Regions from separate parts of the Homo sapiens genome. Here region 2 is linked to region 1. The links are chromatin loops, found by intact Hi-C in ENCODE. Cell type or tissue: PC-3. All regions are shown on one strand. Each heading gives the region's core, and the rest is flanking DNA. Links, peaks and the distances in the headings are about the cores only. Region 1 overlaps LINC02026 (long intergenic non-protein coding RNA 2026). Region 2 holds the start of LINC02038 (long intergenic non-protein coding RNA 2038).

The links. Hi-C counts contacts between places; a loop is a spot of excess contacts. Peaks named below come from ENCODE experiments on the same cell type or tissue, not always from the same donor. Only the 100,000 strongest peaks of a DNase experiment are listed, where the experiment ranks them.
Region 2: a loop joins it to region 1, with 6 times the contacts of the local background. A loop is called at or near these places in 3 of 110 quality-filtered maps.

What each region holds. Positions count from the first base shown.
Region 1 is chr3:193,961,137-193,976,129 of GRCh38, forward strand. The region is part of intron 1 of LINC02026 (long intergenic non-protein coding RNA 2026); the gene reads right to left. Among named protein-coding and RNA genes, the nearest start is that of LINC02026, 35 kb to the right of the region's middle. RefSeq lists an enhancer at 1-1,245. In PC-3, for the core only: a CTCF peak has its summit at 9,187; DNase peaks (open chromatin) are centred at 9,235, 9,905, 10,265 and 10,525; H3K4me3 peaks cover 1,497 bases; H3K27ac peaks cover 1,865 bases.
Region 2 is chr3:193,832,529-193,847,521 of GRCh38, forward strand. LINC02038 (long intergenic non-protein coding RNA 2038) reads right to left here and starts at 11,481. Exons shown (of 3, transcript NR_146718.1): 1 at 11,124-11,481; 2 at 10,550-10,697; 3 at 8,300-10,227. It overlaps LOC105374284 (a long non-coding RNA gene), which reads right to left and starts at 4,943. Exons shown (of 4, transcript XR_924841.3): 1 at 4,824-4,943; 2 at 1,111-1,224; 3 at 1-557. RefSeq lists an enhancer at 2,402-2,461 and a silencer at 9,992-10,175. In PC-3, for the core only: no CTCF peak of the experiment used is centred there; a DNase peak (open chromatin) is centred at 7,793; H3K4me3 peaks cover 655 bases; H3K27ac peaks cover 1,575 bases.

The DNA.
Region 1 (14,993 bases), core at 4,748-12,747:
TTTTTAATTCAATTCAGCTGCTTGTAACTTGGGGTAGGGGAGGACGTGGTACACTTGGATAACTCAAAGGGGCTGGTTTGAAGTATGGGGCACTATTTTGCTGTGTGATCAGCCCTCCTCCTCCTACTGTCATTTCTTTGTGCTACAGGAAAAGGAACCGCATTATATAAATGCATCCCAAACACTTCCCAAGCCAAGAATGTACAGACACTTTCCAAGCGCCAGCCAACTCAGCTTTTCCCCATTCCTAAGAAAGTATACAGGTCAGCCTCCTTCCAGCAAATGTGCAAACCATCTCACCCAAACCTCTACACAAAAAATTAACAAGCTTCTGCAGATGAGCTGTTTGGTGCTCAATCTGTCCTATGATGAGATGATACATAGTAAGAGCTATTCCAGACAGATCCCAGTATTTGGGACAGTCCTTTTGCATTCGTGTAACAGGATTTGGCCTGGTTGATCAGTGTTATCCAAATCTCATCGGATGGGGTTTGTTGGCCTCTCAGGCACAGAGTGAAGACAGCTCTTTCTCTATAATTTAGCCCAGAATCTCCAATTCAGTCAAAGTTCCCAAATCCTGCAGGATCTCTGACAGTCCAGTGCACAGGTCCTTCCACATAGAGCATGGAGGCCTCTTTGATTTTCCTGTCAGAAGTCCTCTCTCTCTCCTCTGCTCTCCTACCTACTCTCTTCCTATTACACGTATCCTTTGACTGCTGTGTTACATTTCAGTGATTTTTGCATGTCTTATGTATTTTACTGTATGGTGAGCCCCTTATGACAGAGTCCTGAGCTTATTAGTCTCTACTTTCTCCAATGTGCCAAATTTAGGTGGACTCTGCTCAGGAAATGTAGGTGGAATTAATTACGAAGTAATTAATGAATGACAATCAGAAGCCAGGTGGCAGACAGCAGAAATAAAAGTAAATGTTGAGCAGACAGGGACTTATCAATTCCTTCTTTCTTAATAGAAAACAGCATATCGAATTAATTTCTTACCTTGCTACTGATAGTAACATTAAAAAATGATAAAATGGGGGGAGGGAATCAAGATCCACAACCAGAGTACAGAAACACGATGCAAGCAATAACATGTATGTTCATATGCTCATAACTACGGTAACATAACAGTTATAAAAAGCAAATAAAAACATGTGTGTACCTCTACACACAACTCTATTAGCAAATACCTACAGGTACAATGAGAGAAGCATATTTTATTGCATGCACTGATTTTCCTCTCCATTATAACTTAGTCCCTAGCCCCTCATGCTTTGAAAGTGCTTTATAAACTATGAATAAGTAACTGCATACATAGAGAGGGATGATGTTGTAGCACTGTAGCACATAGAATATCCAATAAAAATTTGCCTAATGAATGAATGAACAAATGGGTGAACTACTATGGTCATTTAACTGAAATAATACTTCTTCAAATGCTAAAGAAAATATTGTTAGTGATGGTAACTAATTTAAGTTCCATCATAAATACCCAGCTCTGATCCAAAAGTTAGTTAATGATAGGATTTCAGTCTTCCTTAGGGGTTCAGAAGACGGTGGCCAAATGTCACAGTCAACAGGGCAATGGACATACATGTTTGTGTGATTGAAAACTGGTCTTTCCAACAAATTTGCACTGATCTGGACAGTGGAAGGTAGCAGAGCTGGGAGGGTCCAAGTATGATGAAAGGGTAGGTGAAAAAAGATGATCAAAGTCAGAGGCTAGGATTGCTTTTATAAAGGAGCCTGGGATGAATTGCATTTTCTGGAAGATTTCTAGTGTTGCTCTATAATTTCTGTTTAATTGGAATGTGAAGTTCTTCATAAATTAAGGAGTGTAGCTGAAGCTCATGTCTCTAAGTTAGGACACTGAACTAACTTGACTGCCCACCCTGAGATCAATCAATGGCCAAGAGAACTGAGATGACTACGACAATTTAGACCCATTATCATTCATCTTCTGGCACTGAGATAGAAAAAAAAGCCTAGCCCTGAAATCAAAGCATCTCTCTGTACTGCCAAAACAACTCAGGACTCTGTTAGCAGGGAAAAGGGGATGGTTGTTAGGGAAGCATCCGACAGGGTCTGCCCCAGGGCAAAATAAGAAAAACTAGACGCTCTCAAAATGTGGTTCCCATACGAGCAGCATCTGGGAACTTCTTAAAAATGCAAATTCTTGCCCCCTGCCCCGCCCCCCAACACCCAGACCCACTGAATCAGAAACTCTAGGGTTGGGGGCACACAAACTGTGTTTTGATAAGCATCCAGGTGCTTCTGATACTTGCTCAGGTTTCAGAACCTGAGCAAGTCTAAGAAAAGTCTAAGAAAATGCTTAGCAATCATGCCAGATGACTCAGTGACATTACGGAGCATATGCTTCATCAAAGCCCTCTTACGAGAAAGAGAGGGGAGGATGCGGAAGGGAGAGAAAAAGAGAAATTGACCTTTGTTGAATGCCTACCAAAGGGTGGGCAATGTCCTTGGTGCCTTCCCCTATCTCCTTGAAACTAATCCTCATAAACCACATTTTCCCAGACGAGAAAGCTGAGAATCAGAAGTTAAGTGACTGGGTCTGGTAAATGACACAGCTCAAATTCTAAGTTTGGTCTGATTCCAAGCCAGTGCAACTCCAACTGTTATACCTAATAGGGAACAATCCCAGTAAACTTAGATTTGCTCAATTTATAAAAATGCAATTTAGAATAAAATGTATTTTTTTTTTTACTGAGCATTAGAGCCCTTTGCAGTTTTGCTCAGATCTATATCCCATCATTACCTTCACCGTAGCCCATAGCCCACACTCACTCCCACACACACGTCGTGTCACCAGAAGGTCTGCACTCAGTCCCTCCTCCCTGGAATGCCCTCCTTGGTCTATTCTGCCTGTTGAACTTTATTCTTCTATAAATAATTACACAACTAAAATTGGCTCTCCCTGACTATTTATAGTATAGCGCGTGAACCAATTTGCCACTCAACAATTGTCTATGTAATAAATAAAGGCAAGATTGCTTAGCTTGAAGTCTTCCTCTACCAAGAAGCACCTTCAAGTTTTCCTTTCTAACCCAATGGCATTTTGCTTGCATTTCTAATTTCTACATCTGTCCTATGATGGGATGATACATAGGCTGCCATCTCCCAACAAATGTGTAAATTCGCAAAGCCAAGGCTAGGTCTTACTCATCTCTCTAACCTCCACAGCAGCCAGCATAGGGTTTCACATTGAGTAAGTGCTCAAAATTACGTATGTAATTACATAGACAGGACTGAACTATATAACATGAAATGTACACCTCCACTTCAAAGAACAGGAGTTTTCAAGTAGCTGATGAATTCTACCATTTTAAATAAACAGAAGCATATTTCATGCTAACACTGTTGATGAAGGAGCAAGCCTTTCTTTTGGATCATTCCAGTGGATTTTGCATTGCCCTGTGCTTAGCTAATCTAATTCTGAGAATACAGTGTCACTGTTGGATGTTGAAATGGAGCCATTTGGGGAAGCTGAACGGAAAACCTCCCAGTAGGAATTATTGAGGCACCTGTTGAATTACCCATAATAAATGATACCGGCCAACTCACAGCATAATCTCCTCACACACCCTGTACCCTGACCATTCTCTCCCTGCTTGAACTTGTTGGATGACTTTCAAGAGTGTTTGGAAATTAAATATATCCAGTAGCCTCCAAAAAGTATCAAGGGACAACTTTAAAAGTGACATTGAACCATAGATAATGATATTTCTTTATAAAGGTCTTTAAAAGAACACCTTTCTACAATAAATTTTGAGTGTTAGGGGAATGACAGGGTTAGAAGGAAGGATTGGAGAGAAAATATGAAAATGGTTAATAAAATCTGGGACTTTCTAGGCAGACAACACCACAGGTTCAAAGAAAGCTTATAAACATAAATATCAAAGAAGATAGTAATAATGTGTTCAATTACTCTTTCACTCCTTTTCTCTCCTTAGTTATTCTTCAGTATTTCCTGGACTTTCATTTTCAATAACTAACAGTAAGGATTTATCAATTACTTTCCATACCACAGGGCTCAGCCTGAGAGGCAAAAAGAGAAAGAAAGGATGGCTGCCATGTCTTATGTGTTTTTACCTTTTAAGGATGTAGATATGCTTTCATATTCTTGATCTCATTCCATGCAAGGTACTATTCTCATTTTAAAGATGAGTAAATGGGAGGCTGAGTGAGGGCTGAAGCTCATGTCTTCTGACTCCAAGTCCTGTGCTGCTGCAAAGACTCAGATGGTTTTTAATAAATTTATAGCATAAAATATATGCTCTCACAATATAAAAAGCCTTAAAGGATGTGTTTTATAGACCTCTGGGTAACAAGGCATTGCATTTAAGTGTTTAACTTCCTCTACACCAACAGCCCCTCTGAAACAACCCAGAGAAGCATAAAAAAGGAAAAGCTTTGGTGAAAGGGGAGAAAAAGTACTACAGCAATGTTGGGAACAAGGCAAGTGCACCTTCCACATGGTAGAAATTGGCACCATCCTTTTCAATATGGCTTAGATGGGACCAGAGGACGGGAGACACTGTGGACAGTCTTGCAGCTCTTCTTCCTCAAAAACAGCAGTGGTTATAGGAAGTAAAGGGCAGAAGGACCTTGAGATCCCCACCAAACATGACTGCCCCACTTCAGTTTTGGAGGGCTGAGGGAGTGTCGTGTGCAGGTTAGGTAAGAAGACCAGGACTTGCTTCAGCTGTAGATGAGGAGCATTTGAAAGCAGTAGCAGTAGGAGACCCCGGCATAAGCACAATGGCTCCATTACACGGATATTATACAAGGGAGCCAACTTCACCTTGTGGACAACAACTCAAGGAAGGAGATAGAAGAAAACACAGCTTCATCCTAGTGTTAAGTCAGGCAGAAAGAAAATGAAATGCAGAAAGTCAGCACAGGACCCAGCAGCTGCATCACTGGTAGAGAAGGGTGCAGACAAGGAGCCCCAGTCCTCTCCCTAAGCCTGTGGTAATTCCAGCTCCCTCCTTCTGCCTCTGTCCCCTATTGTCTGCCCTTGATCCCAGCTTCTTCTCTACTCCCCTCCATCTGTTGCACGTCTTAAGCAGTCACATAAATTTACTTCCATCAAAAAAAATGTACTCGCATTGTTTATGAACAAACAGCAGAACTAGACATACTTTTTTCTCGTTTCTTATAAGTAAAAGAGAACCAACATGGGGATTATATAAGACAGAAAAACTAGGCTCAAAATACAGAAAAACACAGTATCTGGCTGGGCGCGGTGGCTTATGCCTGTAATCTCAGCACTTTGGGAGGCTGAGGTGGGAGGATCAGTTGAGGTCAGAAGTTTGAGACCAGCCTGGCCAACATGGTGAAATACCATCTCTACCAAAAGTACAAATATTAGCCAGCCATGGTGGCACACACCTATAATCCCAGCTACTTGGAAGGCTGAGACAGGAGAATCGCTTGAACCCAGGAGGCGGAGGTTGCAGCAAGCCAAGATGGCACCACTGCACTCCAGCCTGGGGAGCAGAGTGAGACTCCATCTAAAAAAAAAAAGAAAGAAAAGGAAAAAAAAAGAAAAAGAAAAAGAAAGTATCTTTCTAAAAAGCAAACATGAATTACAAAATTTAGGAAACTCAGATTTAGGTTCCATAAAAATTCCAATAAAAGATAAATCAAATGATGAAAAATGAGAGATAAAAGCAGCAATGAGCAGGGCACTGGCTCAGCAGAGGCGAAAAATCACAAAATCACAAAAGTTAAGGAAACTAAAACAGAAATAGTAAATTACAATTTTCACTCAAAGCGAGAAAGAGTAGAACAGGCACTGAGACAAGACAAAATTGTCAATGCAGGAGAGAAACCTGAAAAACTGCCATGGAATAAGGAGGAAAAAGGCAAAGTGATATAAAAAATGAGAGAAAAGTTGTTGCGTTTGAAGAAGAGATAATATAGAAATCACAAAGAAGAGATGTTCCTGGGGCGCGGGGAAGAGCAGAATAAATAAAACAAACAAAATAAAATATAAAAGAAGAAAACTTTCCTGAGCTGATGTTTTCATTAAGACCAGGGTCAGCTATCCGTGACAGCTGTGAAACTAAACCATAAGGAAGGCGAAATATTTTTTATTCCATGCAGCTATGTGTCCATAGGCATATCAGGAATTATGTTTCTAAGAAGAAAACTATGGATTTGGAGGAACCACTACCAACGTCTGCCATAATTGAATAAAAATGTACATTTACACATCAAAAGATCTCACGAAGTACCTGGCAAAATTACCTTAAAGACTTCAACTAGCAGATGAACTCAAGTTCAAGAACAATAAGAGCATTTTACAATTACCTAGACAGGAAACAAGTTAGCTTACCTACAAAGATAGAAATATAGACTAGCATCAGATAGCTCTATAACATTAAACATCAGATGAAAATGGAGAAATGTTTATAGTTTTGAGTGCAAAAAATTGCCTGCTAGTCAAGAATTCTAAACTCATTTAAGTTGTCATTCATGTCTGAAAAAAATTTCTTATATTTCTTTACATTTTCTTACAAAAATTTTCAATTATTCAGATTCCTAAGCCATATCACTGACATTACTTTTGAAAAAACTACTTAAATCATACTCCAGCCAACTAGAAATTATTCAAAACGAAAAATGGAGAAGTTCTAATGAAATGGAACTCATGGTTGTTACTTTATTTTTATTTTATTTTATTTATTTATTTTTTTGGAGACAGGGTCTCACTCTGTTGCTCAGGCTGGAGTGCAGTGGTGCAATCTTGGCTCACTGCAGCCTCTGTGTCCTGGGCTCAAGGGATCCTCCCACCTCAGCCTCCTGAGTACCTGGGACCACAGGCACATGCCACCATGCTCAGTTAAAAAAAAAAAATGTAGAGATGGGGGTCTCACTACATTGCCCATGCTGGTCTTGAACTCCTGGGTTCAAGTGATTCTCTTGCCTTGGCCTCCCAAAGTGCTGAGATTACAGGCATGAGCTAGCATGCCCAGCTGTCATAGTGGTTGCTAAAAATCAATTAAACATCCTCTAAAGTATGGTTGTAAAAGACATTTTAAATACAAAACAGTAATTCTTGAAAGAGAAAATAATTTTTAAAATAATAACTGGCACACCTTTGTCAAAATTCAATGAATGCACACTTAAAATTTGTGTATTTCATTGTTTGTAAATTTTGCCTCAAAGAAAAATACTGCAAGCAATTATTAAACTCTAGTTAATGATATTTATGCAGAAGTATTCAAGAAGTATATTGATGTCTTTGTCTGTTTTACATTGCTATAAATGAATAGCTGAGACTGAGTAGTTTATAAAGAAAAAAGGTTTATTTAGCTCAGAGTTCAGCTGGATGAGGGACTGGGCATCTGGTGAAAGCCTCAGGCTGCTTCCATTCATAGTGAAAGCAAAGGGAAGCCAGCGTGTTCAGAGACCACATGGTGAAGGATGGAGCAAGAGAGAGGAGGAGGGGAGCTGCCAGGCTCTATTTAACAACCAGCTCTCTAAGGAACTAATAGAGCAGGAACTCACTCATTCCTTCCCATACCAGGGACAGCATTCATCTATTCCTTAGGGATCCACCCCAACAACCTGAAGGCCTCCCACTAGGCCCACCTCACCTCCCACTAGGCCCCACCTCACCTCCCACTAGGCCCTACCTCCAATATTGAGGATCAAATTTCAACATGCGATTTGGAAGAATCAAACATCAAACTACAGCAATTGATATTTTCAATTTACTTTGAAATGCATTTGTTTTAAACACGGGTTGATAGATGGACAGAACATGATACAGCAAGTATAGGAAAATGGCGATGGTAGACACGTGGGTGTTTACTGTAGAATTCTTTCAACTTTTCTGTATGTTTGAAAATGTTTATAAAACAGTACGTTGGAAATAAAGATAACCCCTGAGTCTAAAGTCCAAAATTAAATACATAAAATAAGAAACTGAGTGAACTTAGGAAGGAGGGGAAAATAAAAGGTTATTTCTTCACCTTGCATAAGAAACAATCAATAGGTAGCATTTTTAAAAATCAAAAATTGGGAAAATATAGATTCGTGTATTTTTAAAATTTTCAGGGCAATCCCAATAGAATTTTAAAATAGGACCTATACCTTCCATATCACTAGTGGAAAAATAGAAAATACAAACAACATAACACAAACAATTTTAAGCAGAGAGCAAGAAAATATTTTTAAAATCCAGAAAGCATAAGCAACTGGACTAAAGTTAAAACAAAAATGGTAACTGTGATAACAAATGTAAGTGGCTTTAGCTCCCATATTTGAAAAACTAAACTTATCAATATGCTATCATCCCAAGATATATACCTCAAATAAAGAAAAGCATTAGAATAAGAAAGGATAAGCTAGCAAATACATCACATGCACAAAGACTCAATTTGTAAAGAAAACAGGGTCACAATATTTTGTATCAAAGTAGAATTTAAAACGGAAAACTTACATGACATTTAGATAAATATTGAAAAAGTGAATAGCATGTAAATAACTGTCATGATGCTTTAATTGCCACATAATGTAGAATAAAAACAAATAAAGCAAGAATTCGTGGAAATTCAGAAAGAAATGGATAGAAATGACTTAGTAATGGCCGACTTTAAAGTCACCATCTTTGACAGCTCGGAAAGGTAATACACATACGATAATATAATAATAAGTTAAGAAGCACCCCAGGCATGTTTCAATCAGTGCAAGTTGATCAGGACAATACCTTTGCTCACACAAGAGGCTGCACTTTTTCTTAATGAAAACGGACATATGTGACCTTCTTTGGCATGCACCTACCATGGATTTACACTCGGCTTATGCTGTCTACACACCCCATTTGCACGTGTGCTGCCAACAGACCATTCTCTCCTACACATGAGATTTAACCAGACCCAAAAGCTATAAAACCTAGAGACGTTTCATTGTTGATTTGGAAGAAGAAACGGTATGGGCTGTAAGAACTGGAAAAGATTTCTTCTGACTATTAAACTCTGAGCTATTTCAAAGCAATAGATTCTAGCTATAGAGTGTTTAATAAAATGAGGAGGTTTGGGATCTTCCAAGCTATGTTTCATTTCCTAACCCTAGACCATGCTTCTGCAACTGGAACTAGAGATCAATGGGAAGAGCAACAAGGGTAAGGGAGAGTTGATGGATGTGCCTGAGGACGTTTTAGGTTTGTAGTAATGACAACATAGTCCACTGGGGGAGCTCTGCGGGCTGTTGAACATGTAGAATAGGACCTAGTTGGAAATGTGGATTGGAGAGCGAGCATCAAAAAAGTGAGTTAAGGGGGGAGGGGGGGAGGGATAGCATTAGGAGATATACCTAATGTAAATGACGAGTTAATGGGTGCAGCACACCAACATGGCACATGTATACATATGTAACACACCTGCACGTTGTGCACATGTACCCTAGAACTTAAAGTATAATAAAAATAAATAAATAAATAAATAAATAAATAAATAAATAAATAAATAAAAGTGAGTTAAAGCCCCACAATTCAAGTTACTTCGAGGATATAGGATTAACAAAGCCTGCTCAAGCCAAATGATGGGGACACGGCAGGCCAAACAGGGAAGTCTGTGTGTGATGTGATAGGCAATATAAAGCCAGCAAAGGTCTGGGATCAGGGAGGTCATTGTAATTGTCAGGAAATTCATATCAGATTAAGGCCAGTTTTGCCTCCCCACGTCTGTCAGCTGACATGTCTTCTGCCCTGTGAGGAATGCAGAATGCATCTGCTCCCCCTTCCACATGGCAATAGAGAAAAAAGCAGGACTAACACTTTGCCTTTGTGCATTTCACAGGAATAGCAGGAAAAGCCTTTTGAGAAGGCTCAACACTCACAGAGAAAACCACATTAATCATCAGCCTAGGAAACTGGAACACTCCACAAAACCATTGCTATAGATTCAATATTTACACAAAATCTGGAGGTTGAAGTTCTTCCTTTCCTTGCCACAGAAAGGAAACCATGAAAAGCTGCCAGAAAGAGAATCTCAGTTCCTATTTACACTCGCCAAATTCATAAAGCGCAACATTCTCATCTTATAGATAAGGAAAACTGAGTCGCAAAAAAGACAAAGTGTCTTGATCAATAACGTGTTCATACCCTTTACCTGACCATGCACATTTTGAGGTGCGGAAACTGCAGCCCCAAGCGTACAATGCCCTGCCCGACATCACACAGAGAGTGAACACCCAAGCAAACAGTCATCCCCGTTTGCCCCACTGCTCTACCCCATGTACCAACCAAAGCAGGCTAAGCAGAGAGAAAAGGAGGAAGGTAGCTGTGCTGTGTCTGAAGAAGCAAACCAAAATAAGTCTCATTCAATCCGGTCTTTGGGACGGGTAAAACCCCTAGTAATAGAGGAACCTGCAGACACGTAGTTGGGTTTTGGTGGAAATCATTGGGACCTTCTCTGCTATGTTTCTCGAAACAGTGTCTTTCAGCTTTCTGCAAGGGAGTTTCCCAGAGGTCTTATTACAAGTATGGTTTGGCTGGAGCCCAGCCCAGACTTCCTGGGTCAGAATCTCAGGGTGGGGCCCTGGAATCTAAATTTCTAACAAGCTTCCCCAGTGGATTTTATACACACTGAAGTACAAGAGCCACTGTGGCTCACATTCTTGACCAGACAGTATGAAAAGACTAAGTTCAGATCTCATCCCCAAGATGGGGGTCAGACCAGACAGGGGTCACCGTCCCGCCTTTAGCACCCGGGCCCCACGTGCCCTTTCAGCCCCTGCTCGTTGCTCAGCACAGCCCAGCCCAGAATTACTCCTCCTAAAAGACATCTCTCTGCCATTTTAATTTCCAAAACCTGTCATAAAAGCAGCTCTTCTCTTCTGATGAGGTAATTGGTGCCATAATACCATTAGGAGGGTGCCCCTGGTGCACAGCTCAATTAGGAAAGGTGTATTAAATGATTTACATTTCTTTCTTTAGCTGAAACACTAGTTATAGACTTGCTAAGTAATAGGATGTTGTTAATGAGCCATAGCATGGGGCTCATTTAATTCAATACTGTAGCTTTCTAGCTAATTGAGGCATTGTTCTTCTTTACCCCACAGTCCAATTTTTCTTCTCCCAAAGCCAGGGGAAGAAAAAGAAAGGAAAAAAAGAAAAAAGAAAACCATTCGAGGGTCAGACAGCAAAAGTAAGAACCTCCATAGAGTCTGATTCCCAGCCAGTTTATGACAGCCCAGCCTTCCAGGGGATAAGATTCCCTATGTTAAGAGCTGACTGCAGGTTCATTCTAGGCTGAGGCTGAACCTAGAGGCCTGAAGAGCCCCAGGCTGAAGAACCTGGTTACAGTGTCCCCATCCTGTGAGTTCTCCACTCTACAGGAGCTCAGGGGAGGCCTGACTTGGGATCATCTAGCCTTGGTAATAAAAGTGTGGTCCATGAGCGAGCATCACGTGGGGGCTCGCTGGAAATGCAGAACTCATGTCCCACCCAAACCTACTCAGCCAGAATCCACATTTAACAAGATGCTCAAGTGATTCTCATGCGCTGCAAATTTTACGAAGCACTGGTCGAGATCCTTTCAGATTGAGCCACAACCTCCCAGGCCTCCCTCAGGGAGTGTTCCCTACTAGAAGGTAGCCTATTCCCACCCCACAGAAACATTGCTCTTTTTTAAAATATGGGACTATTCTCATGGAGGAAAAAAAAAACTTTTTTAATGAAAACAGAGAGACAGAAAGAAACCCAGAGAGAAACAGTAAAGGCCAGAAAAGGGTTGCTGAACTTGAGAAGTTCAAAAGCCCATATTTCATTTTGCTCACAAAACCACAGACCTCTCCTGCAACACACCCAAAGACTGCAGCTTTGCCTCTGCCAAGCCGCAACTGAATGGAAAGCCAGGAGAAAACACTCTTTCTAACACAGGAGAGCCAGGAACTCCAGTGCAGAGACCAACCTTCCAACCTCAGGGACTCACAGTGTGTGGAAGCAGCCAGAGGCCTTAGAAGTTATGTCTCACTCCCTTCATCCTACAGAACAAGAAACTGAGTCGTGCAGGGCAAGTGACTTGTTCAAGCAACCCAGTCCCGTTAGTGGCAGTGCTGGCTGGGATTGGGCCCAGATCTCCTGTCTCCCGTTCTCTTGCCCTCACACCACGAGACCTCAGAGAATCTATACAAGGATTCTCTTAAGATCAATATGCAAAAGCCGTTTCACTAATTTGCACAATATGAAACTATATTCTTCTAGAGCAAGTGTGACATTACTCAGTTGCAAACACTGCTGTGGACAGGTAATGTCAAGGAACAGGTTTGACTGCTGGTCTCCAGACTACAAATTAGCTGGAATAATGGGCAGAAAGTGATAAATAACCTGAGCTTCTCTCAAAAACTTGAACTGAACTCAACACTGCAGATGCTTTATCTGTCTTATTCCCCACTTTTTATTCTCTTTTCTTAACTGGCTGCTTCGTTCCTTCCATCTTTTACACCCGTACATTATCTGTGTGAGAAGACAAGCACCACCAACTCAACGGAGTCTCTCCACAACTGACTATGAATGGTTTGGCTGAATGCCCAAAGTCACCATTTATTTTTTCTTCAAATAGACAGCCAAACTTGAGAACCAAGTCAAAATAACATAAATGCCCCTCAAAACCAAAAGTCTCAACCAGCAACCCATCACCTAGCAGACCACAAGAAACTCAGATCCAAAATGACCAAGTATCCCCAGTGGGAGAATCCACAAAAGAAAACCCACTGTAAGGATGGTACTTCACAAAATCCAGGTGGATAAACCTCAATTCTCAAAACCCCCTTTTTCTGCTACCTCCTGAAGCCAAACCACCTTCCCATCTCAATGCCCTCTGCAGCCACCATCACCGGAAGTGTCAAACATCAGCCTCACGCTTATTCTGCCCATGAACGTGAGGTTTCTACATCCAGGACTTCTGGAATCACCCCTTTTTGTGGTATTTCTTTGGGTCCTGAGCACCCTGCCATTTTTCTAAACTGAAGAAAAGGGGGAAAAAAGAGGAGAAGCAAACGAAACTTCCCTGCAGTGATGTGAGTGACTGCTGTGTTTCCATGGTTTGCTCTCCACTGTTCTCGGTGACCCCTGCGGATTTCCCTTATGAGTTAGTGTCCCGGAATGTCTCTTTATTAGGTGTCTGGAGAAGTAAAGCTGTCCTGATGCCAGCGCCCCCACACTGAGGACTTTATTAGTTTTTTAATTTTCTGTCTGGGTGCTCCTGCTGCATCAAACTTTCCACAGCTGTTAGGAGCTATTAAGTCCGTAGCCTCATTGGGCCCTTTCCCCACCCCTACCCTGCTGAAGAACATGGGAAATTTCTGGACATGCTACGTGGAGCCTTTAAAATATGAATACTTTGTCTCTCTGGTGAGAAAGCACTGGGGTCCAGATGGGGAGAAGATGTTCTGCCATAAGAAAATCTCCTGGTCTGGTCCGTGCCTTGGCTTAGCACAGGGCTGTTCAGGCAGTGTGAGGACCCGACAGGAGGGAGGGGCAGGCAGAAGGGAGAACCCACTTTTTTATCCATTCTGCCCAGCAAGTAGGGGACCGGGGTTGTCCGGGCGTCGGGGGAGCGGGGAGCTCAGACTGTTTTTAGACTGACTTGGAATCCGGCCCAGAGCTTGATGCCCGGTTCAAAGCATTCCCTCCTGAGTGGACATTACAAGACCTGCAGCGAAGAATAAAACAGAAAGACTTGCAAACATTTGCCTTGTAGGCGCACAGCTGTGGTTTTGTACAACAGGCCAGTGCTATTGCTCCTGTCTCCCCTGAGAGGGGAACACGAATACCTATCCACTCCCAAAGCCCCTCCCTGCCAGCATCCCTGAGATGCCCAGGCAGCCCAGATGAGGCCCAGCCGTCCATGAGACTCCCAGTGTGTAAACCCAAAAGCAGGTGTGCACGTGCGTGCATACACACACACACACACACCCAGCAACCTGGCTCTTTCCCATAGCACCCATGCATCTGGAAGGCAACACAACCACTCGGCCAACTCGGGGAGGATGGAGTAAGGGCCTTGAGGGTCCAGAGAATTCTCAGCCTCGTTCTGGCTCCAGCCTGCCCGGCAATTTGCTTTCCAGCGGCTGCCTTTAAGCCTCCCTTTGAGGAGACTTATTTGCAGGGTGAATGAGAAAGCCTAGAGAGAAGAAAAACCTTTGGAGATACCCGCCTGGGGAACAATTTTGCCTCTGAGAGCAAGTTGGTATTTGGGGTTAATCCCTCTGTGGAAACATTGGGTTGAAAGCCCGGAGGAGGTCAGGGGTCTGATTACGGCTTCTGTTTACATATAAACTTCCTGGTCCTAGGAGACAATCGGAGGGGTGGGGGAAGGGAGCAGGGAAACAAGGAAAGTAAAGGAGAATTTTTTTAATTAAATGGCCTTCCCTCTTAAAAATAAAGTCAACAAAATAAGGAGGAGCTTGTGGAATCAGGGTTTGATTTGAATGTCTATGTACAAATATTTCTTTTACATTTTTAAGTCATGATTTACATAATGGAGTTGAAGCATCTTTTGAAACAAAACTTGAAATACTGATATTCGTTGATGTGCATAGGTATATTTTTTTAAAAAAAGAAACAGTAGGAAAGAAACTTTAGTCAGTTATCTTCTGAGAACCAGAGGGACGCATAGATAATGAAACTAGCCAATGTGCTCAGTTGTCTTGGATTTGTTGAGCTTGGGTTCTGGTCTGATTCTTATTTAGTTTGGTCAGAGAAAAATCATCGTGAAGACTCTACAACAGGTGAATGAGCTGAAAATTATAGTTTGAAGGACAATTTGAAACTACCATAAACACATACATATAAGAAACGCCTAAATGACAGTATTAAAGCCAAACAAACCCATACTTTCAAAAGAATCAAGAGGAAAAAATACTTCTTCCACATCCTCTAAAGAAGGCAAAGCAAAGCTATACAGCTGAGGAGGGGTGGAAAAAAGTACAAAATGGTTCTTAAAAGGGACAGTTAC
Region 2 (14,993 bases), core at 4,737-12,736, 130 kb before region 1:
ACTCTTAATGTTTTCGGCCGGGTGCAGTGGCTCATGCCTGTAATCCCAGCACTTTGGGAGGCTGAGGCAGGTGGATCACCTGAGGTCAGGAGTTTGAGACCAGCCTGGCCAACATGGTGAAACCTCTTCTCTACTAAGAATACAAATATTAGCCAGGCGTGGTGGCAGGCAACTGTAATCCCAGCTACTCAGGAGGCTGAGGCAGGAGAACTGCTTGAACCTGGGAGGTGGAAGTTGCGGTGAGCCGAGATTGGCACCACTGGCACTCCAGCCTGGGTGACAAAGCGAGACTCCATCTCAAAAAAAAAAAAAAAAAGTTTTCACGACTCTCCTCATCCCACACAGTCACCTGTGACTCCTGTCTTTTCTCCCAACCCCTTTTACTTCCATATTTCTTAGTGTTCCAGTTAGAGGGAACTGCTTGTGCAAATGTCCCGTGGCAAGAGAGAGTGCAGAGGGAGGACGAAGAGAGGGAACAACACAGTGGCTGCCTCCAGGCAGGCTGAGCTTGATGAACCAACAGGACCCTGACCATCTGAGCTTTGAGTTCTTTCTGCCTGCTAAGAGAAATGAGAAACTTCTGAAGCACTTTAAGTGAAAGAGTGACATGATCCAGGCTACCTTTTAAAAATAGTTTTTATCCTGCTAGAAACCTTTCCAGGAGCCAGCAGGGCCTTCCTATTCTGAGCCAAAGTTTTTCTGCCTCATATTCAAAGCCTCTGTCCAGCATCCAACTGGGACATGTGTCTGGGTTGGGGGCAGGGAGAAGGGCTTCCCAGGTGGGTGGATGGGATATGTAGTGAAAGACCCTTTCGTTCCAAGTCCGCAGGCCTCCAATGGGCTCTTCCACTCCTAATGCACAGCCCCTCACCTGTTCTCTGCTTTCAAATGGCCCTTTGCCTCCTTCCACAGATCTCTAAGCTTTACTTCTTTCCAGTGAACCTTGTGAAGTCCTTCTAACGCTTTCTGATGAACTCTGGCCTCTATGTTTTCAGAGATTTCTACATCCAGCTATACTATGCTGACAAAGATGTTTCCTGAGCATCTATTAAGTGCTGTGCAAGACTCTGGTGATAAGGACACATAGCTCTGCCCGCAAAGGGTACTCACAGTCTAGTGTTGGGGGCAGAATCAATCATGTACGCAGGTGACGATTGCACACCCAGAGGAAGATGCACGGCGTGGTGAAGTTCAAAGACGGGAGAGATGTTTCTGCCTGGTGGGCTGGGGAGGGATGAAGATCGGCATGGTCATGTCATAGTGAAGGCGGGACTGGACTCAGGCCTCATGGGCAGATGTGGACCGTCACACATGGCAGGAAGGGCACTCTAGATGCAGGCAACAGCAGAAGCTAGCGCCATGAGGCAAGGAAAGCACAGCTTTCTACAGGGCTAGGGGAGTCGATTGCATGAGGGGAGGACTCATGGGTGTGGGATCATGAGAGGCAAGACTGACCAGGTGAGGAACAGGGCCCTTCAGAGAAAAATACCAGTCTGGTTTCAATCAGAGCTATCCTGGTGTACCTAAGTGTTTGAGCTCCTACAAGGCAGGGTCTAGCCACTACTCAGTTTATAAACAGGTCAGCGCCTAGAACTGTGATCTGAACAGTGCGGATGCTCAGAGAGGCTCTGCCTCATGTCCCTGCAGGAGGCAGAAGAACTGGGGCCGAGGACTGGTGGTTAGGCCTGGAATGTTCATTCTCTCTCCCTTTCTTCAGGCCATTCCCTTGCTTCTTCCCATCGGTCACTTCCAAATCTCCATCTTCAAGTTCCAACTCAAAAGCTACCCTGCCCTAATGCCTTCTCAGCAACCCAGCCAGGAAAGCACTGCTGCTCCTTTGGAACCTGGGAGCTTCCTTAGAACGGTCCCTTGCATCTCCTGCACCCCCAGGCAATCCCACCCCACTCAGTATGTGTCTGTGCAGCAGCCCATCCCACCTTTCAGAGTGAAAGGTTTTTAAGCATCTCTCAGCACCTCTTCCCTTCCTGATATCCTCCAGGACCCTAACACAGCAACCACCTCATATTACATGCACAAGAGTGCAAGCTGCCTGAGACGGTCACCTTAAAAAGAGGCCACACTCCTTCCTGGGACCCAAGAGCAGTGTGCAAGAGGTGGTGTGAGGTCGCGGGTGGGGCCTGGGACAGCCTCTGGCATGAACTGGGACTGCACTTATCTGACTCTGTGCCTACTTGGCATCTGCCTGTGCCCTCAGGAAAAGCCTGTATCATGATGGCTGATTGCTGATAAGAGGGGGTAGAGCATGCTCTATTCACCTGACTCCCAGCACAGTCAAACCTGCAACCACTGCTCTGAATCACCCAGGAAAGTCCCACTTCCACCTTGTGTTTTTTTGACCTCTCCTTCGCGTGCATTAAAAGCACCAGGAGCAAGGCCGGTGAGGTGTCTCACACCTATAATCCCAGCACTTTGGGAGGCTAAGGCAGCCGGATCACGAGGTCAGGAGTTCGAGACCAGCCTGGCCAACATGGTGAAACCCCATCTCTACTAAAATACAAAAAAATTAGCCAGGCATGGTGGTGCATGCCTGTGGTCCAACAGCTCGGGAGGCTGAGGCAGGGGAATCACTTTTGGACCCAGGAGATGGAGGTTGCAGTGAGCTAAGATCATGCCACTGCACTCCAGCCTGGGTGACAGAGCAAGACTCCGTCTCAAAAAAAAGAAAAAAAAAGGCACCAGGAGCCAAAAAATATAGATGCCAGGGTGCTGGAAGAGCTCAGTGGAAATGTGAGCAGAGGGAACCTCTTTCTTGGTAGGATTTTGGGGTACACAGTTTTTTTCCTCTGAGGCAGATTCTCCTTACTCCAAATTGGGTGCCATGAGTCATAAGGAGCCATCTCTCTCTGATGATTTACAAACATCTCAACTCATTCTTTGCTTCTTAAAATTGGAGCGAGCTATCAAATGGCTTTATGAGGTATTCATCGAGCATCTCTATGTGCCCAGGGGTGTTGTTGAGGCTTTAGGGTTTACAACAGAATTTCAGCCCCAACCTGCCATTCAAGCCTCAACTCCAAGTGCACCTGCCGTGCTTCAGTGTCCCGGACGAGGCCTGCGGCAGCCACATGGGGCTGCCATCTTTTCTCACTCTGCCTACAAAGTCCCACCACCAGCCAGGATTCTGCTCAAGCTGTTGTCTCCACCTGGAATCCTCTTCCACCCCCATCTGCTTATTAAATTCCCAATAACCTACTTATTCTAAGGAATCCTGCCCACCCTCTTGTAAGGCCCAGCTCTAAGTTAACTGTTACTGGGAGACTGTACAGTTTCTCCCAGTCAGAACTCCACTGCCCCCACCACCTCTCTCATGGCAGAGTTCTGTGTCCCTCTCCAGGCACCGTCTGGAGTCTCCAATAAAGACTCTTTCCCATACAGAGGACTTGTCAGTGCGGTGAAGACAGAGACCAATACCCCAGAGATGAGGAGACCCAAGTGCTGGTCTAGTCTGACCTGGCAGTCGGTGACCTTGGACCCAGGGTCTTCAACTTTAGCCTGTTTTCCCATCTGCGGATGAGAGGCTTGTCCAGAGTAGGATTCCCAATCTGGATTCTGCCTAATCCTGTCTCCTGGAGCACCTGTTCAAAATACACTGGGTCCTCTCCCAGGCTGACAAAAGTAGACTCTCAGAGGGTAGAGCTTTCAATCTATATTTTTAACAAGCTTCCCAGCTGGGCGCAGTGGCTTATGCCTGTAACCCAAGCACTTTGGGAGGCCGAAGAGGGCGGATCGCCTGAGGTCAGGAGTTCAAGACCAGCCTAACCAACACAGAGAAACCCCGTCTCTTCTAAAAATACAAAAACAAAAAAACAAACAAAAAATTAGTCAGGTATGTTGGCACATGCCTGTAGTCCCAGCTACTCGGGAGGCTGAGACAGGAGAATCGCTTGAACCCGGGAGGCGGAGGTTGCAGTGAGCTGAGATCGTGCCATTGCACTCCAGCCCGGGAAACAAGAGTGAAACCCGTGTCTAAAAAAAAAAAAAAAAAAAAATCTTCCCAAGCAACCTGTGCATAGTCTGCCTGGTGCTCCTTTCAGGACTGGGGGTAGCACCTAGAGGGTTCCTAAAATCCTACAAAAATCCCGTGGTTCCTTGAATGATCCTTTCTCTGCTTCATGTGATGCTCCCTAGAATAAACTACATCAACAGCACCACTGTGAGTACAACTCCAGTGCTTGAATGAGAAAACCCTGGGTCATGACTAGGTCTCATGTCTCTCAAAGGGCTACTGTGCTTTGTGGAAATTTTGGATGGTTGGAAACACATAATGATAGCCAACCCATTTATATTAGTTAGCTTGGGTTGACCTAACAAAACACCACAGAGCAGGTGGCTTAAAAAACAGAAATTTATTGCTCACAGTTCTGAAGCCTGAGATATCCAAGATCAAGGTGCTGGTCAATTTGGTAATGAGTGAAGCCTTCCTTCCCGGCTTGTAGCCGGCAGCCTTCTTACTGTATCCCGACTGGGAAGAAAGAGAGCTCTGCTATCTCTTCTTCACCTTATAAGGGCCCCAGCCCTATCAGATTAGGGCCCTAGCCTTCCAACCTCATTTAACCTTTATCACCACCTCCTCACAAGCCCTGTCTCCAAAGACAGGCACACCGGAGGTTTGGGCTTCCGCATGAGTTTGAGAGACGTACAAACACTCAGTCCGTGATAACTCTATGCCTGAGGCTTTAGAGAAAGTCAAGCTGACCTAACAGGCAAATTGGTATCCAGATAAATTCTATTACCTATTTTCCCCAATAAGTTCTTGAGAAATAGCTGCTGCTCCCACCGTTGCATGGTTGATTGAGACTTACGATTCAGGAAGGCGGTGGCTGCTTCCTCCCCATGGTGGTGCAGGCTCCATGCGGCACTCAGTGTGCCCTCCTGGGATGCTTTTGGATAGGTTTCAGTGTGCTTCTGGCTTGTTCCTGTCTATTTCTCCAGCTGGATTTCCAACTGTTCTGCCAATCCTGTGACCACTCCCATTTCCTTCTAACGAAATGTCTTTTCTACCTGAGTCAGCTAGCATGGGTTTCTACTGCTTGCAACTCAGGTCTTGCTGACACATATATCATGCAAGGAATGATAGAAGGCGCTGCAAGTATTTCTTCTGAAGCAGGGAAGTCTCCAGGAGTTGCCCGCTTATCTACAGATACCTAAAGGGCTATTGTATGGAAGGGAAACAGGATGCTTCTGTGTGGCTTCAGAAGGCAATACTGGACCCACAAGGAGAGCTTTAGGGAGAACTATTTCAACTCAACACAAGACAGAAGCTTCAGAGCTAGTCCTCAGGAACATGGTGCTGAGGGATGAAGTGAGCTTGCTCCTGTCACTGTGGGGGCGGGGTGGGGCGGTGGCAGTGGAGGCTGGACCTTTTTGTCAAGGATGCTGTGTAGAAAAGGTCTGTTTTGACACATAGACCAATAGAACAGAGTAGAGATCTCAGATATAAGACCACACATCTACAACCATCTCATCTTTGGCAAACCTGACAAAGACAAACAATGGGGAAAGGATTCTCTATTTCATAAATGGTGCTGGGAAAACTGGCCAGCCATATTCAGTAAACTGAAACTGGACCCCTTCCTTATACCTTATACAAAAATTAACTCAAGATGGATTAAAGACTTAAATGTAAAACCCAAAACCATAAAAACCCTAGAAGAAAATCCAGGCAGTACCATTCAGGACATAGGCATGGGCAAAGATTTTATGATGAAATTGCCAAAAGCAATTGCAAAAAAAGCAAAAATTGACAAATGGCATCTAATTAAACTAAAGCGCTTCTGTACAGCAAAAGAAACTATCATCAAGAGTGAACAGGAAACCTACAGAATGAAAGAAAATTTTTGCAATCTACCCATCTGACAAAGGTGTAATATCCAGAATCTACAAGGAACTTAAACAAATTTACAAGAAAAAACAACCCCATCAAAAGGTGGGCCAAGGACATGAACAGAGACTTCTCAAAATAAAACATTTATGTAGCCAACAAGCATATGAAAAAAAGCTCAACATCAGTGATCATTAGAGAAATGCAAATCAAAACCACAATGAGGTACCATCTCACGCCAGTCAGTATGGCAACTGTTAAAAAGTCAAGAAACAACAGATGCTGGCAAGGCTGTGGAGAAATAGGAACGCTTTTACACTGTTGGTGGGAATGTAAATCAGTTCAACCATTGTGGAAGACAGTGTGATGATTCCTCAAGGATCTAGAACCAGAAATATCATTTGACCCAGCAATTCCATTACTGGGTATATACCCAAAGTAATATAAATCATTCTATTATAAAGATACATGCGCACATATGTTTATTGCCATACTATTTGTAATAGCAAAGACATGGAATCAACCCAAATGCCCAACAATGATAGACTGGATAAAGAAAATGTGGTACATATACCATGAAATACTATGTAGCCATAAAAAGGAATGAGGCCATGTCCTTTGCAGGGACATGAAGCTGGAAGCGATCATTCGCAGCAAACTAACACAGGAACAGAAAACCAAACACTGCATGTTCTCACTCATAAGTGGGAGCTGAACAATGAGAACACATGGACAGAGGGAAGGGAACAACACACACCAGGGCCTGTGGGGAGTAGGGAGGGAAAACATCAGGATAAATAGTTACTGCATGCGGGGCTTCATGCCTAGGTGATGGGTTGGTAGGTGCGGCAAACCACCATGGCACACGTTTACCTGTGTAACAAACCTGCACGTTCTGCACATGTGTCCCAGAACTTAAAATAAAATAAAATTTTAAAAAAGAAAGAATGTTTCCTTGATGAAGATATCTCTGCTTTTAAGATGTATCTGCATTTTTAATTACACTTCAGTACAATTGACGTGCCATTTAAGTAATTAATCTTCCACTAGAGGAAAGGAAAGGGAAGAGAAGGGAAGGGAACCATCTAGTCTTTTACTTATTAATTTTTATATTAGTAATTTTTATGATTATGAGAAGAATCTATAAACCATGTGAAGTGGAGAAAATTTGGTTACTAGAGAAAAACATGAAGTGGAAAATAAATACCACCTATAACCCACCACACATTTTGGCAAATGTGTTTCCAGTCCAGTCTTTTTATATCAATTAGATATGTACTTTTTTTATTGAAATATAATTCACATACCACACAATTCACTGGTTTCAATTGTACCACTCAGTGGCTTTTACTATATTCACAGAGCTGTGCCACCAACCATTGCCACAGTACAATTTCAAACATCTTCCCCAGCCTCTCAGAGAAACCTCCATCCCTTTTAGCTGTCACCCTTTCAGCTGTCACCCCTTAACTTCCCTCATCTCCTCCATCTCCAGCCCTGGGAAACCAAGAATCTACTTTGTGCTTGTATGGATTTGCCTATTCTGGACATTTCATATAAATCGAATCATATAATATGTGGGGGTTTTTTTGGTAACCAGCTTCTTTCACTTAGTATAATATTTTCAAGGTTTATTTGTGTTGTAACGTGAGTGCGCACCTCCTTCGTATGGCTGAGTAATAGTCTGGTGTTTGGGTATAACACAATTTTTAATCCATTCATCACTTGATAGACATTTGGGACATTTGGGTTGTTTGCGCTTTTTGGCTATTATGAATAATGTTACTATGAACTTTTGGCACAAATTTTTGCATGGGTGTATGTTTTCATTTCTCTTGGTTATATACCTAGAAATGGAATAGAATGGGCTTATGTGGTAACTCTATGTTTAACCTTTTGAGGAATTGCCAGACTGTTTTCCAGAGTCTCTCCACTATTTTACATTTCCACCAGCAGCGTATGAGAATTCTGATTTCTCCACACCCTCACCAACAATTTTTATTATTTGTCTTTTTTATGACAGCCATCTAGTGTTATATAATTTCATTGTGGTTTTTATTTGCATTTCCCTGATAGCTAATGACTCATCTTTTTATGTGTTTATTGATCATTGTATATAGTCTTATGGAGAAATAGCTTTCAGATCTTTTGCCTTTATTTAAAAAAAAAAGAGAGAACAAGTGTCTCTCTGTTGCTCAGGCTGGAGAGCAATGGTACAATCATAGCTCACTGTAACCTCAAACACCTAGGCTCAAGCCATCCTCCTACCTTAGCCTTCAGGGTAACTGGAACTATAGGCATGCAACAACATTCCTGCCCAAAAAGAAATTGATGAGGACTCCTGGGCTTAAGCAGTTCTCCCGCCTCAGCCTCCCAAAGGGCTGGGATTACAGGTGTGAGCCACTGCACCTAGTCTTTTGACCGTTTTCAGATTGTGTTCATTGTCTTTTTAGTATTGAGTTTTAAGAGTTATTTATATATTCTAGATACAAACCCCTTATCAGATATATGGTTTGCAAAATTTTTCTCCCATTCTTTTGGCTGTCTTTTATACTTTCTTGGTGGTGTTCTTAGAAATACAAATATTTTTAGTATCAATGAAATCCAACTTAACTATTTTTTCTTTTGTTGCTCATGCTTTTGGAGTCATATCTAAGAAACCATTGCCTAATGCTAGGTCATTAAGATTTATCCCATCTTTTCTTTTAGGGGTTTTCATAATTTTAGCTTTACATTTGAGTCTTTGATCCATTTTAAGTTAATTTTTGTGAATGGTGTGAGGAATGGGAAAATTTATCCCATGCCTCTCTCCTAGCTTCTGGCAGTTCTTGGCTTTTCTTATAGATAAATCTTTCCAATCTCTGCCTCTGGCTTCACATGGCTCTCTCCTGTGTATGTCTCTGTGTCTTCTCTTTTTCTGTCTCTTTATCAGGATTTAAGGCCCACTCTAAATTCAGGATGATCTCATCTCAAGATCTTTAACTTAATGACATCTGCCAAGACCCAATTTCCAAATAAAGTCACATCCACAGGTGCTAGGGGTTGGTATTTGGAGTATCTTTGGGAGGCACCACTCACACCTGTCCCGTGGTCTTCCTCTGAGGATGGGTGAGGAGAAGATCAGTTACTTACTCACTCATCTGCTCACTCCTCCAACAGCTATGCCAAAGGTCATAGGAGGATCCAGGGATATGATAATAAATTGGAGAGGATCCTTGCCCTGGAGAATATCACTATTTGGAAGGGCTTTGGGATATGAATAACAGAAACACAAGGAAAGGGATGGTGAGAGCCATAAGATTCGGAAGCTGAAGGACTAATGGAAGCAGCCCAGAGAGGGAAGGGCTTTCAAAGCAGAGGCTGACATTGTCAGCAAAGGCAGAGGCTAGAGAGCAAAAATAGGTCAGGAATCCTTGCAACTGAGTTTGGCAGTAATGGCGGGTGTGGGCGAGAGAGAGAGACAAAGATAGAGAAGCAGTCACCCAGAAAACTCAGGCTCCAACTGCCATAGTTTCTTTTAGGATATGTGAGGGTGGGCTGGGGTTTGCAGGACCACTTATTCATACCTTCGGGACCCTCCAAAACTGGCCTGGTAGTCTAGAACTCCAGGTAGGGATCACCCTGAACTGAACCTGCAGCTAGAAGATGTGGGCTGACCATGAATTCCATATACCTTCACAGGTGAAGTTGTATGAGCCCAGAACCAGCTGAGTTCCCCAATCCAGGCTCATGCTAAAGCCAGTTCTGATCATCTCACTTCCTCATTTGGCAAGAAAACGCCTCTGTCGCAAACCAATTGCTGAGCTTCATGTCTTTCATGCAAATTTTGCTATAAAATCCTGTCACAACAAACAGAACTGAGCTGCTCCTCGGAGCTCCATGAACGTAGATGGCAGGACTGTCTTACTTTTTGAGGTAGCAGTCACGACAGTTGTCATGGGGTAATATTATTGCTCCAGAGCCCTGTGGCCAGGGTCCTGCTGAGGGCTCCACACAGAGGGGACAGGGTGGCATGTAGACAGAAGGCTCTCACTGACTGGACCTTGGGACCCTTGAGATTCTGAGCCCAAGAGGTGTCACCCCACCCCATTGGACCTTATCGACGGCCTCTCCCCTGAAGAGCAAAGGCTGAGGGCAAAAAGGAAAACAGATTAACAGCGCAAAAGCTCCCTGGGTCTTCAGCCAGGAGCGGCAAGTTCCTTACAAATTTACACACATGTGGCAGAAGCGTAACAATAAGCAGAGTCGTGCTGGGCTAGCTGCGCCGCTTCTGCCGTGGAAGAACAGGTTCGGCAGCCAATCTCCTGGGAGGAGCCCTCTTTGGTGGAAATTTGGACACACAGGAAGAGCACACACTGGTGGGGCCTTGTTCCCTGCAGCACCATCTGGGTGAAAAGGAGGCCAGCATACGCAGTTTGGAAGCAAGAAGTCACAGCATGAAATATGCAGGACTTCCCTCTCCTAAGGCACAGTTTTCCCAGGTTCAAAATAAGCAGCGTGATGTCCTCTGCCCACCCACCCCCTCCTTTTCTTGTAGTGTCCCTTATCTCACTTAACAAAGTGTGGGCTCTCACCAAACCAGAGAGCCTTCCTGAAACAGGCAGAGAGAGCACTGCTCCCCACCCCTCACATCCTCCCTACCCTTTCCCCCGACCCCCCTCGCCAAGCCACAGAGGGAGGGCAGTTCCCAGGGTAAGCCTCGTGTACCAAAAACGGTCTGTGCTCTGCGTGTGCGAGGATTGAGAGCCACAGTGGACTAAAGCCAGGAGACTTGGTGTCGAGTTCTAGCTCTGCCACCAACATGTTCAGCGGCTTGGAGCATGTCACTTGGTGTCACCACGCCTCCGTTTTCTCTCTGTAAAACAATCCAGGTAGTACGGTATTTCAGTGTTGCAAAGATCCTTAGAGATTTAGTCCAGGAGTTGGCAAAATACAGTCCACTGGCCAATCTTGTTCACCACTTGTCTTTGTAAATAAAGTTTTATTGGAATACAACCACGCCCCTCCATTTACAACCCATCTGTGGCTGCTTTCATGCTACAGTGGTGGCTTTGGATAGTTGAGAGAGATACTGACCATGTGGTCTACAAGCCTAAAATATTATATTTGTCTCTTTACATAAAAAGTTTGCCAGCCCCTGCTCTAGGCCAACATCATCATGTTAACAACACAGAAAGAGAGGCATGGGCAGATTAAGGAATTTGCCAAACTCATAGAGCAAGTCAGGGCAGAGGCTGGGACAGCCTGGCGCTCCTGATTTACATTGGCCCAGAGTTCTTACCTGGTCTAAAGCTCTCCGTCTGATTCTAGGTAGAAGCTGTGCTGGGGAGAAGCCTTGTGGGGATAGAGGAGCCGGTTCCATGAAAGAAGTCTATGCAGTTGGGGCAGAACCCTGAGACTTCTGCAGCAGGGACAGTTCTGTTGCATTCTGTATGGGTCAGCGTGAGGCTACCACACCTCAGGGCTGCTGAGCTTAAGAGAGGAGCCAAATGGCTCTCTTGATAGGAAATGGGGCTTCAGGTTGAAATCAGATGAGAGCTGGCCTCTGAGGACATTTTAACCACAGGTCACAGCTCTTGGTAAACTTTAGTTGGCTTTTGAACCACGGGGAGACATTTTTTCTTGCCTCTTTACTTACTGGCTATTTCCTCCTTCTAGCATTCATTAATCTGACTGGTTAACCATTGAACCCAACTCAGTCTCCTCTTGTTTCAAATCTTGTTCTCCCTGTTGGCTTCAGAAAAAGAGTTCACACTAAACAAACCTACTTTTTTTCTCTTTCTTTTCACAGCCAGAGCCAAGTGATAAAGGAGGTGGGGTCAGGGGTGCTATGTTTACTCTAAAAGACACACCCAAACCTGAGCTCTGGGAGTGGGGAGGGCCCTTCTAATGCAGGCCAGCCATTTTCAGAAAGAAATGTATCAGCTGCAACAGACACAAGGCAAAAGCAGCTTAATTAATTGGCCTATGGGCACAATTTAGAGAAGAGATTTATACAAGCCTTAATTTTTCTGATTTCTCCATCATTGTGTAAAGTATCATATTTCCTGCTTCTTAACACAATTGCTATTTGCTTTAAATCCACCAGTTAAATGGAGAGTGGCTTATAAAAGGAGAATTATAAGAATGGAGGAGGGAACAGAGCCGAGGCTGTGGGAAGGAAAAAGAGAAAGGGGCTGGGGCAATGTAAGGGAAGAGCCTTCTGAACAGAAGGGCCTCAGAGCCTGACATCAGCCCTGTCACCACTTTCCTGTGAATTGTTAGGGTCTGCTGGAATGTAAGCTCCATGAGGACAGGATTTTATTTGTTCACTGCTGTATCCCCAGCACCTAGAATAGTGTCTGACATGGAGTAGGTGCTCAGATGTGTATTTGCTGAATGAACGAACACAGTCTTTCAGCAGGGAATTGAGGCCCCACAGTGGTTCATGTGTTGTCTTTGTCCAAACGGATTCAGAAGCTCCTCTTGAATTGGCACAGAAGTCACCATAAAACTTCATGAAGGACAAGAAGGACTCTCTCTCTCCTGAACCATGAAGATAGCTGCAGAAAAATCTCACCCCCAAGGGTAGTATTTCCACTAAACACCCAGGGAGATCCAGGCAGTGCCCAACACAGCCCTGTCATTGTGAGTTTCTCCTTGTCATTCAAAGGGACCATATGTACACAATGTACACAATGGGAATTTATACCTTATTCTAATAATGCCTACTAGTTAGTGAACACTATTTTGTGTCAGGCATTTCACAAATATTTTCTCATTTAGTCTTCATGGTAACATTGCTAGGTAGCTATTATTACCCCCATTTTACAGATGAGAAAATGAAAGGTTACTGATATGGTTTGGCTGTGTCCCCACCCAAATCTCATCTTGAATTATGGTTCCCATAATCCCCACACGTGGTGGGAGGGACCCAGTAGGCGGTAATTTATTCATGGGCGTGGTTACCTCCATGCTGTTCTCGTGATACTGAATGAGTTCTCATGAGATCTGATGGTGTTATAAGGGGCTTTTCCCCTTTTGGTAGGCATTTCTCCTTCCTGCCACCATGTGAAGGATGTGTTTGCTTTCCCTTCTGCCATGATTGTAAGTTTCCTGAGGCTTCCCCAGCCATGCTGAGCTGTAAGTCAATTAAACCTCTTTCCTGTATAACATACTCAGTCTTGGGTATGTCTTTATTAGCAGTGTGAGAACAGACTAATACAGTTACTGAATTTGCTTATGGTCACACAGAGTTCTGATCTGTCTTAGGCTTGTCTGACCCTATAGACAGTGCTCCTTCCCCCAACCACACATTCTGCCTCTGTCTCTGTAACCTTGGGCAAGTCACTTCTCTTGGGCTTCAATGTTTGTGTTCTCAAATGTGGGAAGCTGAGCGATGTTATTTAGAAAGTTTTCCACCTGTGGGTCTGTGAACAGATGACTTCATTCCTTTGCAGGCTACAGCTTCATTTTGCTTTTGGAAGTTGAAATAGCAACACCCTTTACTGAGAGTAGCTGAAAATCTTTTCTGTTCCCTCAGTTTGGTGATACTTTGAGGCACTCTGCTAAGTCCTGGCTTTGCTTCCTTTTATATAGTAAAGAGTAGCCCAGTTTTTAATCTTAGCCCCAGCCTCAGCTGGGCTCCCACCACCATCCTTGCTGCCCTGGCTGTAGGTCTTTGCAATGGTCCCAAATTCTTTTCCATTTGTTCAGTGCAATAGTAAAAGTAAGCAGACCCCTTCCAGGAAGCTGTGCACAGGGCAGCATGCTGACGCGGCTTCCCTGTGCTCTGAGAGCAGGTTTCCTCAGACAGCCTCTCAGGCACCGGCGAACATGTTTCCTTCTAAAGCTGAGGTGGTGAGGGGAGAAGATGGAAGAGAGGTAGCTTTTGGAAGGTGAAAAGGAAGAACCCTGGGAAGACAGCAGTGTTCAAGGTGGGGCCAGGAGTCTTAACTCACTTGTTGCCCAACTGAGGAGCGAGGGGAAGTTCAGATTCTTAGCACTAGAAGGGACCCTGGTGATAATTAAACACATAGTTTCAGGTTTTCCTAGCTGCAGAATCCAGTGTGTAAAACAGAAAAGTTCCATTCTGGTTAAATTCAGAGGAGTGGGGTGGCAGTTGTCTTCTCCCTTCTCCTCCAACCTGTCCTGGCCACCTAACAGTGGTCTCCAGGACTTCCACAGAGCACAGTTGGAAATGATTCTAATCTAACCACAACTCCAATTTTCCACCCAGAGTCCTATAAAGGGAACCATTTACCAAGCCCAGTCACTGGTGGCAGCCTTGGAGCTCACATTCAGAACACAGCCACTGACTTGGTAAGCCAATAAGGTGGTTAGGAAAAGGGTCAAATGTGGTGCTGGCCCAGGAAGGATAATGAAAAAGCACATGCAGTTACGTCAACATCAGTCATTTTGCTTGGGTAGCCTTGAGAGCAGGCCATACTGAGAGCAAGGCAAGCTGTGATGCCACTGCTTTGCCAGCTTTTGAACCTCTGGATCCATTCAATTACCGTGACTTCCTACTCTCCCCATGCCTCACACATTCACCTTATTGTATCTGCCAAGAAGCCTCATCCAGTGCTTCTGTTTCTTGGTTTCCCCATTTTCTCTAAGTCTATAGTTCTCTCCTAGTTCACTTCTTTTCATATCACCCTAAACTCTGGGATCCATCTCCAACCAATCTCTAACCAATATCCCCCAACTCCATCACCTTCAGACAGTGACTGTCTATATGCTGATGACTCAAGCCCTGCCCTTTCTCCTAAGTTTCTTTTTTCTTTTTTTCTTTTCTTTTTTTTTTTTTTTTTGAGACAGGGTCTTGCTCTGTCACTCAGGCTGGAGAGCAGTGGCATGATCATAGCTCACTGCAGCCTCAACCTCCGGGACTCAAGCAATCCTCTTGCCTCAGCCTCCAGAGTAGCTGGGATCACAGGCACACACCATCATACCCAGCTAAATTTTGAATTGTTTTATAGGGACAGGGTCTCATCATGTTGCCCAAGCTGGTCTCAACCTCCTGAGCTTAGGCAGTCCTCCCACCTCAGTCTCCCAAAGTGCTGGGATTACAGGCGGGAGCCACCGCACCTGGCCCTTCTCTCCTACGTTTCTAATCTAATTCATAACCAAAGGCTGAGTGGGACTGGCCAATAGGTGAAAACAACAGGCC